2 separate regions of the Homo sapiens genome follow, and region 1 is linked to region 2. The links are chromatin loops, found by intact Hi-C in ENCODE. Cell type or tissue: Panc1. All regions are shown on one strand.

The links. Hi-C counts contacts between places; a loop is a spot of excess contacts. Peaks named below come from ENCODE experiments on the same cell type or tissue, not always from the same donor. Only the 100,000 strongest peaks of a DNase experiment are listed, where the experiment ranks them.
Region 1: a loop joins it to region 2, with 4 times the contacts of the local background. A loop is called at or near these places in 6 of 110 quality-filtered maps.

What each region holds. Positions count from the first base shown.
Region 1 is chr11:30,913,734-30,921,733 of GRCh38, reverse strand. It overlaps DCDC1 (doublecortin domain containing 1), which reads left to right. Exons shown (of 39, transcript NM_001387274.1): 25 at 799-958; 26 at 4,706-4,864; 27 at 6,023-6,223. It overlaps LOC105376611 (a long non-coding RNA gene), which reads right to left. Exons shown (of 5, transcript XR_007062642.1): 5 at 1-327. Among named protein-coding and RNA genes, the nearest start is that of LINC02859, 180 kb to the right of the region's middle. In Panc1, CTCF peaks have their summits at 3,430, 3,629 (motif pointing right), 7,163 and 7,362; a DNase peak (open chromatin) is centred at 3,678.
Region 2 is chr11:30,359,259-30,367,258 of GRCh38, reverse strand. It overlaps LOC102723403 (a long non-coding RNA gene), which reads left to right and starts at 4,078. Exons shown (of 4, transcript XR_001748162.1): 1 at 4,078-5,468; 2 at 5,808-6,014; 3 at 6,688-6,771. In Panc1, no CTCF peak of the experiment used is centred here; no DNase peak of the experiment used is centred here.

The sequences.
Region 1 (8,000 bases), 550 kb before region 2:
CAGTTTAACTAAGATACCCAAAGTGAAGCCTGTAGAGAGAATCAAGACATGCTGTGCTAGTTTTCTGGCTTTCTCTGTCTTGTGCCCCAGATCCCCTCTGGCCCAGGAGTGATGGTTTTTCTCCAGGTCAATCCTGAAGTTAAACTCTTGATACAGTAAGTGGGAGCTACAGGCTTTTGGAGAAACCATAGATCATGACTGTGTCATCCTGACTTCCACGTTCGATGGCAGTATGCTGTTTGAATGTCAAAAACTATCTTTGGACTTTTGCTTTTCTTTTATAAAAGTTCTAATTTCCTCATGATCTTCCTCCTTCCATTAAGTTTTCTCCAGGAACCAGGACAAAAGTCCATATAGAGAAAAGAAAAAGAAAAAAAATTAGTATAATTTAAAACATTGCCCTATTATATATATTGAACACCGTGTAGTAAAACTTTGCATGTGTCATTCAAGGCTTTCTCTGGGACTGGGACTGGGACTTCCACTGATGAGTTTTGGATCCCAGAGAATGATCTAGAAACATATATCTAAATAATGTAGCCCATTTGAATAATTACGATATATGATAATTAACTGATCTTTGGAAAGACCAATTTTTAGTATTTTTGACTAAGAATATCTTGAGAGTAAAGAATCTATAAAAATTAAAATTAAATTCAACTGAGTTTAATAAGTAACCTATGAATAGACCAAATAGATGGAATTATTTTGCATTTGTATTTTAGTGTGTGTTTTTAAATTCCTGATGCTCTGCAATTGTAAGTAATATGTCTTTGCAATTTGTGAATTTCTGCTCAGCTCTTGTTTTAGAAGTCCAAAGTGACATTGTATCTGGAAGCAAGCTTGCTGTGCATAAACCTGTAGCAATTTTTGGAGAAGAGAAGCAAGTTACAGAACCGGAAGAAAAGCAAATGCAAGAAGATCCTCTAACAACGGAAAATGCTTCCAGTGAAATTCTGTAAGTAATCAGTGTAGCCTGAAAAGCTACCTGGCTGCTTTTTGAACTCAGCTCATTAGCCCGATAACAGCACAGAGCCCATGCAGGGAGCTCATGCCAAGTTTGTGAAACTAATGGCAGCTGAAGAGCTAGTATTTAATTAGTTTTCCGGCAAAATGATACAACTACAGCTTCGATGTTCAACCATCACAGTGATCTATTTTCAGTAATATTGTTACAATGTTATTATTTTTAAGAGGCTAGAATTTTAGGATAGTAGGCATTTATTTGAGGAATTCATCAAATTTTGTTTCCATAATCATTGACTTCAGGATAAATTAAACTTCTTCCCTAAGTTCAAGTTGACACATGTTAATATACAGTTATCTTTCTGGATCATTGAAATAGCTTTCTGATTTCTCTCTATTGCCGTAATATCTTCCTTCCAATTCCCCTCTAAGTTAAACTGTAGACAATTAACTTTCTAATGTACAATCCTTTTCACATAGTTTTTTAAGGGTACCTATTGCAGACAGAAAAACCTATTCATCTGGAATCCCAAGGCCTTCTGACCCTGGTTCATGCCTGTCATTGACCCTCATTTGCATTCCCATGCCCACTGTCTCTTTCTGCCACATGAATTCCAACCTCCAGCTCAGCAACGACAAGCTGTCGCCTGCATATTGCACATTCTGTTTATGTTCTGTTGCAGACCTCTGAGCCACATATGAATTTCTCTCCACTGCAGTGCCTTTACTTGCCCCGTACTTATCTGTAGAATGATACTTTAGCATTGAAGTCAATTACAGCAATGACTGTACGTGGCAATGTGCTTGTCAGTCCCTCTCCCCCTTGCCTACCCCTCCCTCTACCAGCCTGGGAACGTTGAGGGCAAAGATTCTGTCACATGGGTTCTAATTATCATTTACTGAATAAATGAATGAAAGATTGAATGTGTTTCCAAATTATAAAACCAAAAATACCTGGCCAATTACCTCTGCAATAATTGTGAAACTAATTTATATATCATTGTTATTAATTGTTTCTATCCTCAATTATAAGAATATGAACGTTTATTTTAGGAACCAAACTTCCTCATTTGGATGGGTGATTCAGTTGGTCCTATGACTGACACTAACAAAGGCACCAGAAGGCATTTTTCAGAGAGAATGATTGGTCCTAGATGGCATCTTTCTCAACAGTCAGGGAATTGACCACGAACTTTCACATCCCCTTCTAAAGAATGTGTCATCTAGCCTCTTAGTCTGCACTTGGAAAAAAATAAACAGAAAGTAAGAAAAAAGAAACATTTTTGAGAGCAAAGATCGTCATTGTTCTGAATCAGAGATTTCATGAAGGCCTGGAGTCCTTGAGGTTAAAAGTGATTGGGTTCTCTCAGAGTACAATGCAGGCATCTACTGCATATTCCAAGCAGGCTCTTTTGCTCAAGCCTCTTCTTGAATACTCCTAATAACAGAGAGATCACTGTTTTCAAGGAGGCCCATTCTAACATTTAAATAATTATTTAGACCATCTCCATCTTATTATTCCATATGTTTCTCTGTACTATGCCCTATACCTCTTCTACTTGGCAGCCCTTAAACTATTGGAAATATTTTTTAATATACAGGGTTATCTATTTTCCAGGCTGTCACTAGTCATTTGAACCATTTCTGATGACATGATCCTGAAATAATCCTAAATCATCTAATATCAGGAAGTCACTGTAAGATTTTTCCCAGACTTTCTTAAATGTGCTTGTTTGGAGTTTTTTGCATATTTGAAAAATGGGATGATTTAAGGAGGGACATGCATAAAGCCAGCAGCTAGAACATCAATCTAGAAGGATCCTTTTTGATTGCTTTTTTATCATAAAGGTGTCCGGCACAAACAATAAGAAAAATGGAAAAGAAATTCTAGTAGCACTTGCCTACTCTGTGCTTTGCAGGAAAAAAAGATTTTTGGAACACAGAGAGTGGGGGAAACTTTCTCATTTCCTCACTGAATCACAGGTACCTGCCCACCTCTTCAGCCTTGTCTAGAACTACCATCCCCTCACTCACTGCATACCTGTCACACCACTGTCTTTCTGTTCTTCAAGTGGGCTAACCATAATCTTGCTTCATAGCCTTTTCATTTGTTCTTTTCTCTGCTTGGAATGCTCTCCCTCTAGATCCTTACATGGCTGGCCCCTTTCTATTGTCTTTGTCTCAATTCAAACATCACCTCTCAGAGAAACCTTCTTTGACTCCATTGCTAACGTAAACCTTACCCCATCCCAGTCAATTTCCATTACAATATCCTATTTTATTCAACTTATGGCATTTATCTTGTTTATTCATTTACTTGTCTATTTAATCTCTCCTCTTCCCACTAGAATGTAAACTCCGTGAGCACTGATAACTTACCTGTCTTGTAGATGTTCAATAAATATTGATTAAAGGAGTGAATAACTAACGAATGGTTTGTTCTATGAATGAACAAATTAATAAAGCAAGATGGACTGAAAAATGACTGTTCTAAAACTGACTTGACTATACCTCATTTGCCAGGAAGTTCAAGAGCTGATAGAGAAATTCTGAGTAAGAAAGTTAAACATCTGGATTTGGGTGAAGAATCTTGTTTGCATCCTGCTAACTTTGTTAAAACTAAGAATGACTTTTTTTTTTTTCCTTTTCCCCAAAGAAATGGAATTGATGAGAAAGCTGTGCGTTTTATTTTTAACACAAGATGGCGCTGTTGTTTTTTTTAACTGTAAAGGGAGAGGTTTGCCTTCAGAAGCCGCTTGTGCTGCCTGTAGTTCTGAATGAGGCAGTGATTACCCACCAGTTTCATATCCACATGTAATACTTCTATTACATTTGAAAAGAGTACGGTCAGCTCTGCTAGCACAGGAATTGTCCCTGAAGATTTTGGTAATTTAATAATGCTTGTAGTTACATCAAATTATGACAAGCACCTTGGTGATCAGTCTGTCCCAGAGAACTTTATTTACAGGTACGCATACTTAGAGTGCTGAAATAGGCTTGCTGCTTTGCCTGTATATTTATCCTTCCTCAGTCAAGCAGTCCTCATATCACAATCCCACTGAAGGCAAATGTGCTCTCAACAGTGGCCTGGAACTTTATATATACAGATCTATATGGCGGCTACTGATCCCCTTTATATCTTCATTTTAGTAAGAAGCCAGAAGGCTGACTCAATTATTCAAACTATGACTATTTACTCTGTTTAGTATATTATTCTCTATCAAAAGCTGGCTCATATGTGCAGATGCTATTTGAGTTTCTCTAGATTTCTCTGTGGAGAAATCTTGGAAAAGTTAAGGTTTCTTAACCTTGTCTAATGAGTAAACTTTACAAAACCGGGTAATCTAGGCTGTACTGTTCCAGTCAGAATTATGACCCAATTATGGGGTAGAGAGAGGGAGTCTCATTACATGTTCATTGTGAATTTCTCAAACTACTGAGTAGTCAATCTTTATGATTTTTGAAATACAATACATAGTCCCATTTTTTTCTGAGTAAACATGACAAAGATGAATGCTGTTTATTATGTGATTGAGGAATTTTATTTGTAGCCTTATATTAAAAGATCTAAATGATGTATTAGTGAGATGTGAATTTCCAGTATTAGGCACCCTTATGGAAATAAGATTTATAGATCCACCAACATCCTGTGGAATATGATCAGACTACACCTCAGAAAAAAATTCTGTGAACACGAATGAGATTTCTTAGACTTATGTTTGCTTCTGAACCTTGATAGAGATTCACACGTAAGAGCTCATCTTCGAATGAAGGCTTGTCACACACTTCCCAGGTATGCCTGGCAGGAAACTTCACATGACTTTGATGAGGATGACAGTCTTCCAAAGAAAACGGAAAAAGGGCTCTTTGAAAATGTGGAACCACAGAAGAAACACAGGTAAAAAGTTGCAAAGGATTCCTCTTAAAGATTTCTGTCTAGTGTTAGTTTTCTCACCTTGGGACACATATATTCCCAAGAGTTTTCACTGCTGTTAGCTGCTGTTTCTATCAACATGCACATTTTTGTCTTATGTTTTTGATTAAAATATTTACAAAATTTTGCGGGAAGGTCCTTTACTCTTTGGTTTATTTTGTTCAGTGTATAATATCTTACTCATTTGTGTGTTTTTTTCTATTAAACAGTATGCTTATCCACCTTTGCCTCCTGACAACTTAGCACAGAGCCTATATATTTGTTGAATGAATGTGTGAGTGAACTTCTGAATAAGCATTTAAGATGCCCTAATGTTTTTAAGAAATTAAGAAAATGCAGTTTCTTCCTTTTTAGTTTAATGTTTTTTGTCAATGTCCAATGAAATGACAGGAATATATAGTACTTTGTATTATTTCATAATCTTTAGACATTTACTTGACATTACAGCAGTCACTGGAACACATGAATTAAACATTTTTGACACTTCAACATTTAGCACTAGGCCATGCACGTAGTAGGGGCTTAATAGATGTTTATAGATTAATTTAATTGACAATGTGTTGTGATATGTAATATGTTACTTCTGCTTAATGTAAGGTCCTTAAGACAGTCATTTAAATTATTAGTGCATCATTATTTTATGATATGCTATGACTTGTTAGAGGTGAGTTAAAAACTTGGAGAATGGTGTTCTGTTTCCAGGGATACTGTAGATAGAGGAAAGAAACAATCATAGTTTGAATAGAATTCCTTTATTTCTCTGTTTTTATTCTACATGCCCCTGCCCCCATTCTCTTACTTAATTTTAAATTTTACTTTTTCCTCTTTAAATTACCTTGTCAACTGAAGTTCTTTTTTCTTTGCTAACGAATTTTTCAAATATTCTCCTGGTAAACATTTATTTATGTTACAAAATAAGCTCAGAATTCTACTTCTTATGTCAGCTTAGAAGTGCAGTGCTGGTAGCATTGCCGTCATTCTAATGATATGGTCTATCATTTCAAGTTAACGTGTTTCACGTTGGAGCTCTCACCAACAGAACTTATAATCTCCAGCACATCAAGTGCATGATCAAGTGCATGGGACATTTTTCTGCCACTAATAGAGATTTCTTTATCTCAGCTGTTCACCAAAGCATAGTAAATTGCACAAGCATTGTCATCAGCAGTTCGAATACAGAGATGGGCAGATTATAAGCCATGCTGCTCCTCAGCTAGTCTTGGGGGTTCAAGGTCCCAATCTCCGATCAGGCATGGAGGTGGTTTTGGTGGAGAAGAAATCTGATGGTAGTCATCAGCGCTGGATACACCAGGAAGACAGCAGGTAATCCCATTATATTTGGGTTTACTATATCAAAAGGTGAATAGGATCCTAATAAGTCTAGCATGGTCCCCACAGAACAAGATGAACTATATCTGAGAATTCTGGGTCTTCTATTTAACTTAGCTGATAATTCTTTATCCTAGCCAAAGAAGAGGAAGGGAATAAAATCAAATGTAAATGCTAGGTAAGCTACATACAATTTATCCACAATCAGATTCAGAGGAGGAATGTTCCCTCTGATCTCCTGGGTATAGTTTTATCTGGCCATTGGGCTCAAGACTGAACTTGCATCAATGTCATTTTTATGAAATGAATAGATCAAATAAGAATTCTAAAACGTCCCCAATTTTCAAATTTTTTGATACTTTTCATTAACTTACTCCCCATCCTTCCCCCAACACACACCTTCCCTCTTTCCTCCACCTTCATAAAATAACCAGTTTGTGGTTTCCACTCACGCAGTATAAACTAATTCCTATCTTAGCAAATATATCAACCTAATTCAATGTCTGGTCCTGGATCCAAATTTGAACCAACTACAGTACTGTAAAAAAGTTATTTTTGAGATAATCAGGAGAAATATAAAACAGCTTGGCTATCTGATGACATTAAGGAAGTCCTATTAATTTTGTTGGGTCCAATAATGGTTCAATGGTAATGTTAAAAAAAAAGTCCTGATAAGTTGGAAACATTGTAGTATTTACAGATAAAATTAAAAGCTATCTTAGATTTGTTGTAAGACATTCTATCATAAATAAAAATTTTAAAAGTTGAGGGGAATGGATGAAATGAGAATGGCAGAATGTTGATGGCTGTTAGGTCCATGCTGGTTGATTACACATTTCTCTCTCTCTCTCTTTTTTTTTTTTTTTTTTTTTGGGTGCATATGGAACATTTCTTTAATCGAACAAAAAAGAAAACAATTCCCTGTTTTTTAGATTGGTTTGCTTCAAATTCTACCATTAGTGTGATATGGTGGGCCTCCAGGGACCTCTTTAATCTCTTGAAATAGTGTACAAAGTGTATGTTTGTGCATCGTGCAATTTATTTTTTCTGGGAAAGAGCTGAGATTTTCACTGGCTTCTCAAAAGGTCTGCGATGAAAAGGCTTATGAATCAGTACTTTGAGGGAGGTTGCACAAGCTTCAGCAGGCGGCAGCAGCGAGCCCTGCCTGGGCAGGAGAGGAGCTGGTCTTACTCTGCTCACTGAGATGAGCAAAGCCTCCGGCAAGGAGAACTCGCTGGGCTGATGTTAGAAAAGACGGGAAAACCAATTGTGTAGACAGACCTGGTGAAAGTGTTTCTTTGCCCCATTCACCTGGGCTAAGCTGCCTTTGCAATGTGTAGGTAGGACAGCAGGCTTTTGTTTCTGTGAATGGTTTGCCATATGGAACCAGAATTCATTCATTCAACTGCCAAGGGTTATTGAGGGCAGTGTTTTAGGAGCTGTTGCTTTACAAAGAACAAAACAGATAAAAAATCTTTACTCTTATGGAGCTGACATCCTAGTGTTTCCTCATTTCTACATTGTATTTAGCAATTTATATTATTGCCTCGGCTTTCTGTATTATAGTAGAGGTCCCCACTTAAACCTAAATTGCAATTTGAGCATGGCTGATAAATTTGGGTGGACATGCATGGGGAATGAGAATGTGACCCTACGGCAAGAGAAAGCCATTGCATAATGAGTTTGACCCAGGAATACTTGGTCATTGGAAGAGAATACTAGTTCTGAATCTTGCTCAGTGTCTGTCTGCCTAAAACTCTATGAGATGTTG
Region 2 (8,000 bases):
TTTGCCAATTTACAGCTACTGAAAATATTTCACTCACTCGTCTCCAATTTTTTTTCTAATATTTTAGAAACATTGGTTCCATCAGATCAAAGACTTCCTACACTTAGTTAAAATCAAGACTGCTATCAATTCACTTGTTGTTTGGGGGCCACTGGGACGCATGGAAAGTGGTATGGGGGGTGCCAATGTTAGCCTTCTTGACATAGGCATACAAAGCTAGGAGTCTATCTGTCCTAACCACAGGCTCCACCAGAGGCAGGTAAGGACCCAGAACTTATTAGAGTCTCACAGATCTCAATGTTCAGCCCAGAGGAGACAGTGATACTTGGTTTTCTTTAGAGGTGAGAGATTTTTAGCTCACCACTGGCTTCATCAACCTCTGGAGAAATCAGGAATCCTGAGCTAGATATTTAACAAAACTTTGTAAAAGCTGAAAACCGTGTAATGATAGTGTGTCTCTGGACCATAACAGCATATGGAACCAGACACCAGACTAGTTTTCAAGACAAAATGATCTTTGTTAAATTACATGAAAATAATAGGGAGGCAAAGTGTTGCAAGGATACCACCCTGCAAATGCAGAGGCCAGGGCTTTCCTTTGGTCTGTCCACTAAACTAATTTAATAACAAAGCTGTGTGACCTTGGGTAAACTACCTTACCTCTCTGGACTTCCTGCTCCCCCCATCTCTAATTAGGTCTTAAATGACTTCAATTTGCATATCAAGTATTTGACAAAAAGTCAAAATTATTGCAGAGAAAAAAACACTTAATTTGTAGTCACCATCACTGCTCATAGCATATCAATCATTTGGGCAGCAGCATGGATAATTTAATTTTCTCCCTGAGAGAGCATATCAGATGTCAAATGACCTACTTGATGACCTTTCAACCCACCAAGTTCTTTCTAGCCTCAGGGTATTTGCACTTACTACTGGATTTGCCCACAAATATTTCCCTTTGACTTGCAGCTATTTCTCACTTCTCCATCTCAGTTAAAATCTCAGCTACAATCTCTCCAAAGAGGCCTTACCTGGCCATGCATCGGTCACACTCTAGCCCCTCCTCATTCCATTTTAATTGCTTCAAAACACTTGAAATGATCAAACTTAGGGATTTGATCATATGCCTATTGGCTGTTTCCCTCCACAGAATGTAAGATCCACAAAAGACAGATCTTGTGGTCTTGTTCGGTCTGTGCCTAGAACATTGCCCAGCACTGCAGATACCCCAAGGCAGGAAGTAACTCAGTGGGCTGAAAATCAGAAAGGAGGCCATGTGACTGAATCTTGTAGAGTGAGGAGAAAAGTGGTGAGAGGTAATATCAGGGAGATAGGCAGGGGCTAGATCATGTAGGTCTTATTGGCTATGGTGACTACGTGAGAGTAATGCTGTTATTGGTAAACCTTTGAATCTTCTCAGATGTGTATACTTCTAAAAGCAAATCATTTGCAAACAGCTATATTTGACCTGTTATTAGTAAGCAGTTACTTGAGACATACATCACAGCTGATCACCGCATCCCAGTGTGTCACAAATTTATAGTTTTACAAGATAACCTCAAAAACAGGGGCTCCAGGGAGGGGCTTCAGAGAGTTTGTGAGTCCTTGAAGCAAAAGGAAAAATTTTGCTGTGAAGTGCAAGCATTCACGTGTGCTCCTGGAGAGAGGTTCCATGAGCTCCAGCCTATTCTCAATGGGGCCCTATCACCTCCCAATTTCAGAATCATTGATCCCTGCTCTCAGCTTTCTCTGAACACCTTGACTCTTCCAGCATCTTGCTCTAGGCTGGTAAATATGTTTGCTGTCTATTTAAATCACAACTTAAATCTGTGAACTATACTTTCTTCAGTAAGCAGGCAGAGAAGTAAACATGGGGAACATTTACTTTTAAAAAAAGATCAATTAGCAAATGACAACCCATGATAAATCAGCGCCCATGTGTTAAGTAACCGGAGTGCAGGCGGCAAGGGCTGATTTTCCTCCCAATGACAGTCGCTGAAATATCCACATAAGATGATCTTTAAATATTTGACTGTTGCCTTAAAATAGCTACCTTGGTTTTTAAAAAAGAACATAATTTTAAAACCCTTAGCTTATTTTTAATTTATAGTCCCTGAAAAAAATTAAGTGGCTGGCCCAATCATTTATATGCCTGGGCAAAAGCAATACATCTATATAAAAGTACAGTGATATATTTCTGTTGCTACTTTAATGTGCTGCTCCTCGCCCTGTATGTTCTGATTCATTGGAGAGTAGCAATCATGTCGACAGGCGCTGTTCTTCAGTTCCCATCAGCGACAACTAAAGGCCAATTCAAGGTTGTGGTGGGGTCATGAATCTAACACAGTCGCTGATAGAACAATTTCCCTTCCACACAGCATTGTCAGTGGGACACACTGGGAATAGACAGGGAGGCTGGCTGTGTGCATCTCTATCTTCTTGCTTTTTCTTTTGTTTCAGAGCCGGTGTCTGTGGTGTGTGCCAATCCAGCACCATTAGGGAATAGAGGGCCAGTCCGTGGAAAATTGATAAGGGAGAAAATTTCTAATGCCTCAAGAATTTGGGAGGGGGGTGGGAAATAAGCCTGTCCCTCTGTGCAAACAAGTCATCCAACAATGTATTACAAGAGGGTCAAGAGCAGAGAAACAGAAGGAGAGGCAGAAATAAAGGCCTGCTGGTTGGAAACAAGAGAGGTCTCAGAGCTTTACAAAAGAAAATGTTTACATTCCAGAGACTCGGAGGGTTAATTAAATAACCGAGTTCTCTGTTCTTTCATTGCCCAAATAGTGTCTGAATGAGTGAAGATGCTGTCTCTGCAGCTGCTTTTTGTGGTCCTTCCTCATTCTAGCCTGCAGTCCACGGCTGACCGGAAAGCCAACCTTATCTCTATTAGTCCAGAGGGTGAAGGCAGGTTTAATTTAAAACCAAGTCCAAAGATAGAACATCTTGGATGAGGCTTTGATAGCTAGTGTCATAACTTTTGTGGGCTAAGCCTCAAGTTTTGTTGAGATAAAAGCGTCTGGAAAGTGGGTGAAGGATGAGAACCAAGGACTTGGCTAGTTGTGGGGGCAGGTTCCTGCAAGTGAATGGTCCCAGGTCACAGTGTGCAAAGAGCAAGGAGTCTTGCAAGCATTAACAACATTTCACAGCAGTTTTAAACATGGACTTTGAGTTCAGAGAGGACACAAAGGGGTTAAGATTTCACTCAAAGACATGGTGGTGGGTGTGCAGCTGTGACTCGATCCAAGGCCTGTTGGAATCCAGAGCCCTAAGAGTCTAGGACTCTTAGTCCTAGACTTGTGGCTCCCTGTTTTGGATGCCCATGTGAAGGAGGTTGACCATGGCACCCACCTTTCACGTGTCCCTCTGCGTCCCAAACCCCAACTGCATTGATGGCAGTCCTGGTTGTAAGTGTGAGAATTCTTTGCCCTAATAGAATCAAACCTTTTTCAAATATTAGGATAACACTTAAGATGAGTGAGTAACATGTTTTTGATAGCTATAAACTGGCAAAGATGGAGCTAGTTCCAGCTACTACTACATAACTAAGCATTTCTCGCTTCCTGTAACAAAGACAGTTACTTAGGAGGAATAATAAACATGAAATAAACAGTTAATTAATCCATATAAGAGGCAAATCCACCACCACAGTTGCTGTATTTACTATTCTTTTTTTCACAGACAGGGGTTTTGCTCTGTTGCCCAGTCCTTGGTTCTCATCCTTCACCCACTTTCCAGACGCTCTTATCTCAACAAAACTTGAGGCTCAGCCCACAAAAGTTATGACACTAGCTATCAAAGCCTCATCCAAGATTGCCCAGGCTGCAGTGCAATGGTGTGATCATAGCGCACTGTAACCTCGAACTCCATCAGGTCCAGTCTTTTTGTTTTAGAGAGACTAAAACAAAAATACGTTTTTTTAAGAGAAAAAACCCCGATCTCTTAAATGATATTTTCTCCTGTATAAAATGAATACATTGTTGCTATATTTTTTACATTATTATTATATTATTGTTTTGGAAGTACTGTACTGAAAAATAAAAGAAAGAAATTAACCAACCTTAGTGCTACCATACTATTAATATTTTAATGTATTTCTGTTTCATTTATTTTATATGCATAATTTTTGTCAGTTATTTAATGGTCATACTGCTTACATACTTTTGAAAACAATTTTTAAAATTTAACATTTCTATGTAAGCATTTTCTCATGTTATTATGAATTCTTAATAAATATCATTTTAATGGCTGCTTAATGTTCCAGCAAGTGGATATTCCAGAATTTACTTAATGATCTCTTTATTACCAGACATTAACTGGTTTCTAATTTTTTAGTATTACAGATAATGTCATGATCAATATTTGGGGGCATTTTCCACATTTCAGATTATTTCCTTAGGCTAGATTTACAGAAGTAGAATTGCAGAGTCAAAAGGTATGAAAACATTCAACACTCTCAAGAAATATTGTCATACTGCTTTATAAAAGGGTTGGTGCAGTTTGCACTGCCGCTAGCAGCTAATCGAGCAAAACTGCAATGGGACTAAAAACAGTTTATGGAGTTAGACCAGGGTTTCTCAACCTCAGCACAATTGACCTTTTGTGCAGGATAATTCTTTGTTATGGGAGGCTGTCGTACGTATTGTAGTAATGTTTAGCAGTATCCCCGCTATCTGTCCACTAGAATTCAGTAGCAACCCTCAGTTATGACAACAAAAAATGTCTCCAGACATTGCCACATGCATCCTTGGGGGCAAAATCATCCCTGGTTAAGACCTCATGTGTTAGACAAACTTTAACTTTGACTTTCATTTGAGCTCTACCACATACTAGCAAGCCAATGTGGGCAGGTTACTTGATCTCTCTGGCTCATCATTTATTCATCGTAAACTGGGGATGATTACACTCAGCTCAGGAGTTGCTTGTGAAGATAAGATAGTGTATGTAAGGTGTTTCATACAATGCTTGGAGCCTGGTAACAGCTAGTAACTATTTGCAATTAAGATCATGGTGGCAATGCTGGAAGTGCCCTGTGAAAGGACCTGGCTTTTGTGTGAATGAAGGAGAGGTGGGTTTAGTGAATCACTGATATTCATTCATTTATTTATGCACTCATTCAGTTAGTATTTATTGGGCCATTACTACATGCCAGGAATTGTTCCAGGCACAAAGGATACAGCAGTGTATAAAATACTGTCCTCATGGAGCTTATATTCGAGTGGAGAGACAGGCAATAAATGAGATTGGAAAAGTTAATTATATGATATGTTAGGAAAGAGGATAGAAATTGTTTGGCAGGTGGGAGAGGTTGAAATTTTAGATAGGATAGATCTGGAAGTCTCTATCGAAGAGGGACAATTAAGACTTGACTTTGCCATGTAGGCACTGAAGGGCAGTCCAGATGGAGGGAAGAGCAAGTGCAAAGGCCCTGAAACAGAAATGTGCCCAGAATGTTCAAGGACTCACAGGTAAGCCAGTGTGCCTGGAGGAGGCTGGAGAAGGAATTAAGACATTGGGTGAGTGGTTGGCTGGTGGCCTGGTGATGAGGGATTATAGAGACTTTGTTTTTACTCTAAGTGAGATGGGAAGCCTTTAGATATCATTGTTTTGTACACTTTAAAGTAATCTTTGACAAGAAATTGTGGAAGGTGAAATAGGAAATATAAGAGTGTCTATCTAGGGGGTATAGAGTTGAGAGTGGAAAAATGGAAAAAACCTGCTTTTCCATGTCAACAGGTCTTACCCAGCCAACTTCCAAATTATTTCCATCTTATTTTGAAATAATTCCATCTTATTTCCACTGAAAGATCTAACTTGGCTGAAGGCAAGGCTTCGGGGTCAATAAGGAGAGCTGATTGCAGGACTATGCATCACCATCTGATTACCTGGGTGTGCTTCATGCTCTCGTGTGTGTGTGACATTGTCATGGATGCAATGTTCTCCTCAGAACATGGAATTCAACCTGCTGTCCTCTCTCAGTAACAATAATGAAGCTTTTAAAGCATCCCTGAAAGGTATGTCCATTTCTTTTTCTCCTTAAATATGATTGGGAAGTGATTAATTAGAGTGAGAAACAGACAATAACTCAAAAGAACAAAGTGGTATGGGTAGGGACCATAGTTTGGTCTTATGGCTAAAGAGTGATTGGACAAGTTATTGAAACAAATTTCTCTATGTCTTAGGGAATTTGAATGTTGACTTTCTTGGTGAGACTATATCAGTGGTATGCATTTCATAATCATCTTTTATTCTAGTATTATGACTCAGATTTAAGGTGTATCTTTTATTCATGTCAACAAGTATAAACACATGCTTGAATGTTTTTCTCCTTTAGTCCAAGGTGATATTAATCAGAATTCATTTCAGATAAAAATCTCAACATGCACTTGAACTCAAAGGTGAGAGTGCATTCCATTCTGTTCTCACTTTATGGAGCAACTCTTCTGCCAGCTCTGGCTTGGCAACTTGACTCTTTTGCAAAAGTTGGTTCTCAGGAGCTCCTACAGAGTGGAAAAAAATCCTTGATCCCAGTCTTAAAGATAAGAGGGATTAGCTCCTTGGTGCTTCATAAGGTTTGTGACATTCGAGGCGATTCTGTGAATTTCAAAATTTTAAACCTTGTTTATGTTTTGTGAAAGTAAAATTTAAAATTGTTTAATCCAATTCTGCTCCTTCTATTCATTTCAGAGTTATCGTGGAAGGATTTGCTAAAGGACCAAAGACAACTGCCAACCTCTTCAAAGGCAATTTTCCTGCATCAGTGTCACACAGGTAGATTGCTTGGGACTGCATTTATTCATTTCCCAATTTTTTTAAATCGTACTTCACCTTGGATTAATTGCTTGACAATGTCAATCCATTTCTTTGTGGGATCCCCAAATGGGAATTCAATCACTGCCTCTGATCAAGTGGGGAACCTTCATCTGCTTGGGATGACAAAGATCTGCAGTCTCCTCACCCAGCTACCTGTTCATCAGTTAGTCCCTTTGGCAGAATCATCCATGCCATTGGAACACTTGGGGATAGCCTGCCTGATTAGTTAAATTTTTCTTTGTCACCTCGTGAGCCTGCCTTGTCCAACTCTGTAACTTTGAATGTGAGGAAAAACTGGCTGTTTGTGTAAACATAAATGCCTCTTCACAACTGAACACTTTCCACCCTTGTATTAGGATGGTGTGCATTTCCACTGTTTGCCTGTTACTGTCACCCCACAGCTGCTCTGGGAAGCAATGCAGAAGGTTCCCTCCCTGAGTTCTCCGACCACAGTGGACGACTCCAGTGGCTTCAAGAAACATCCATGACAGTACTGGGGATCATTCGTTGGTTTCACAGTGTAGGGCCTGGTTTGTGATTCTCTCTAATGGCAGACCAGGCCTCTGGACCAGAAATGGGGCCATGGAAAGTGGCATGAAAGGATCTCAGCAACAGGAATAAACAGATTTGGTTCTAGCAGTGCTTGTTTCATTAGATATTTCAACCTGCTTAAGTGGAGAAATAGTAGACTTGAACCAATTGAAAAAACCCAGAACGATACACACCAATTTGCTGAGTCCTGAAAAGAATGCAATTCCAAATCTATTCATCTACCGAAACCATGACCCAAACCAATATCACCACCAAACCTACCCACCCCACCAAACACACACTCTGAGAAGGGAGAGAGGATGCGGAATAAGGACCAAAGGATTAAAGAAGAATGTCAAATAATTCTGCATAGTAAACCTGAACTAAAGTAAAATTATATCAATCCTCCTTTTCCCATCAAAGACTGAGCATTCTGGTTAATGAAATAATTTAAGGTACAGTAATTTGCTTTCACGGAAACACAATTTTCCAACTTATGAGTAACTTATATGTACAGTGGGAATCAAAGTATCCTTTTAGTCTTTAATAAACCAAGCATTATAATGAAGATAGTGTCTAAACAGCTTTCTCCTTTTAGTGGTCCGCACCAAAGAAGATAAATAGATGGGCTTAGCTACAGAAAGGCAGCCTCCACA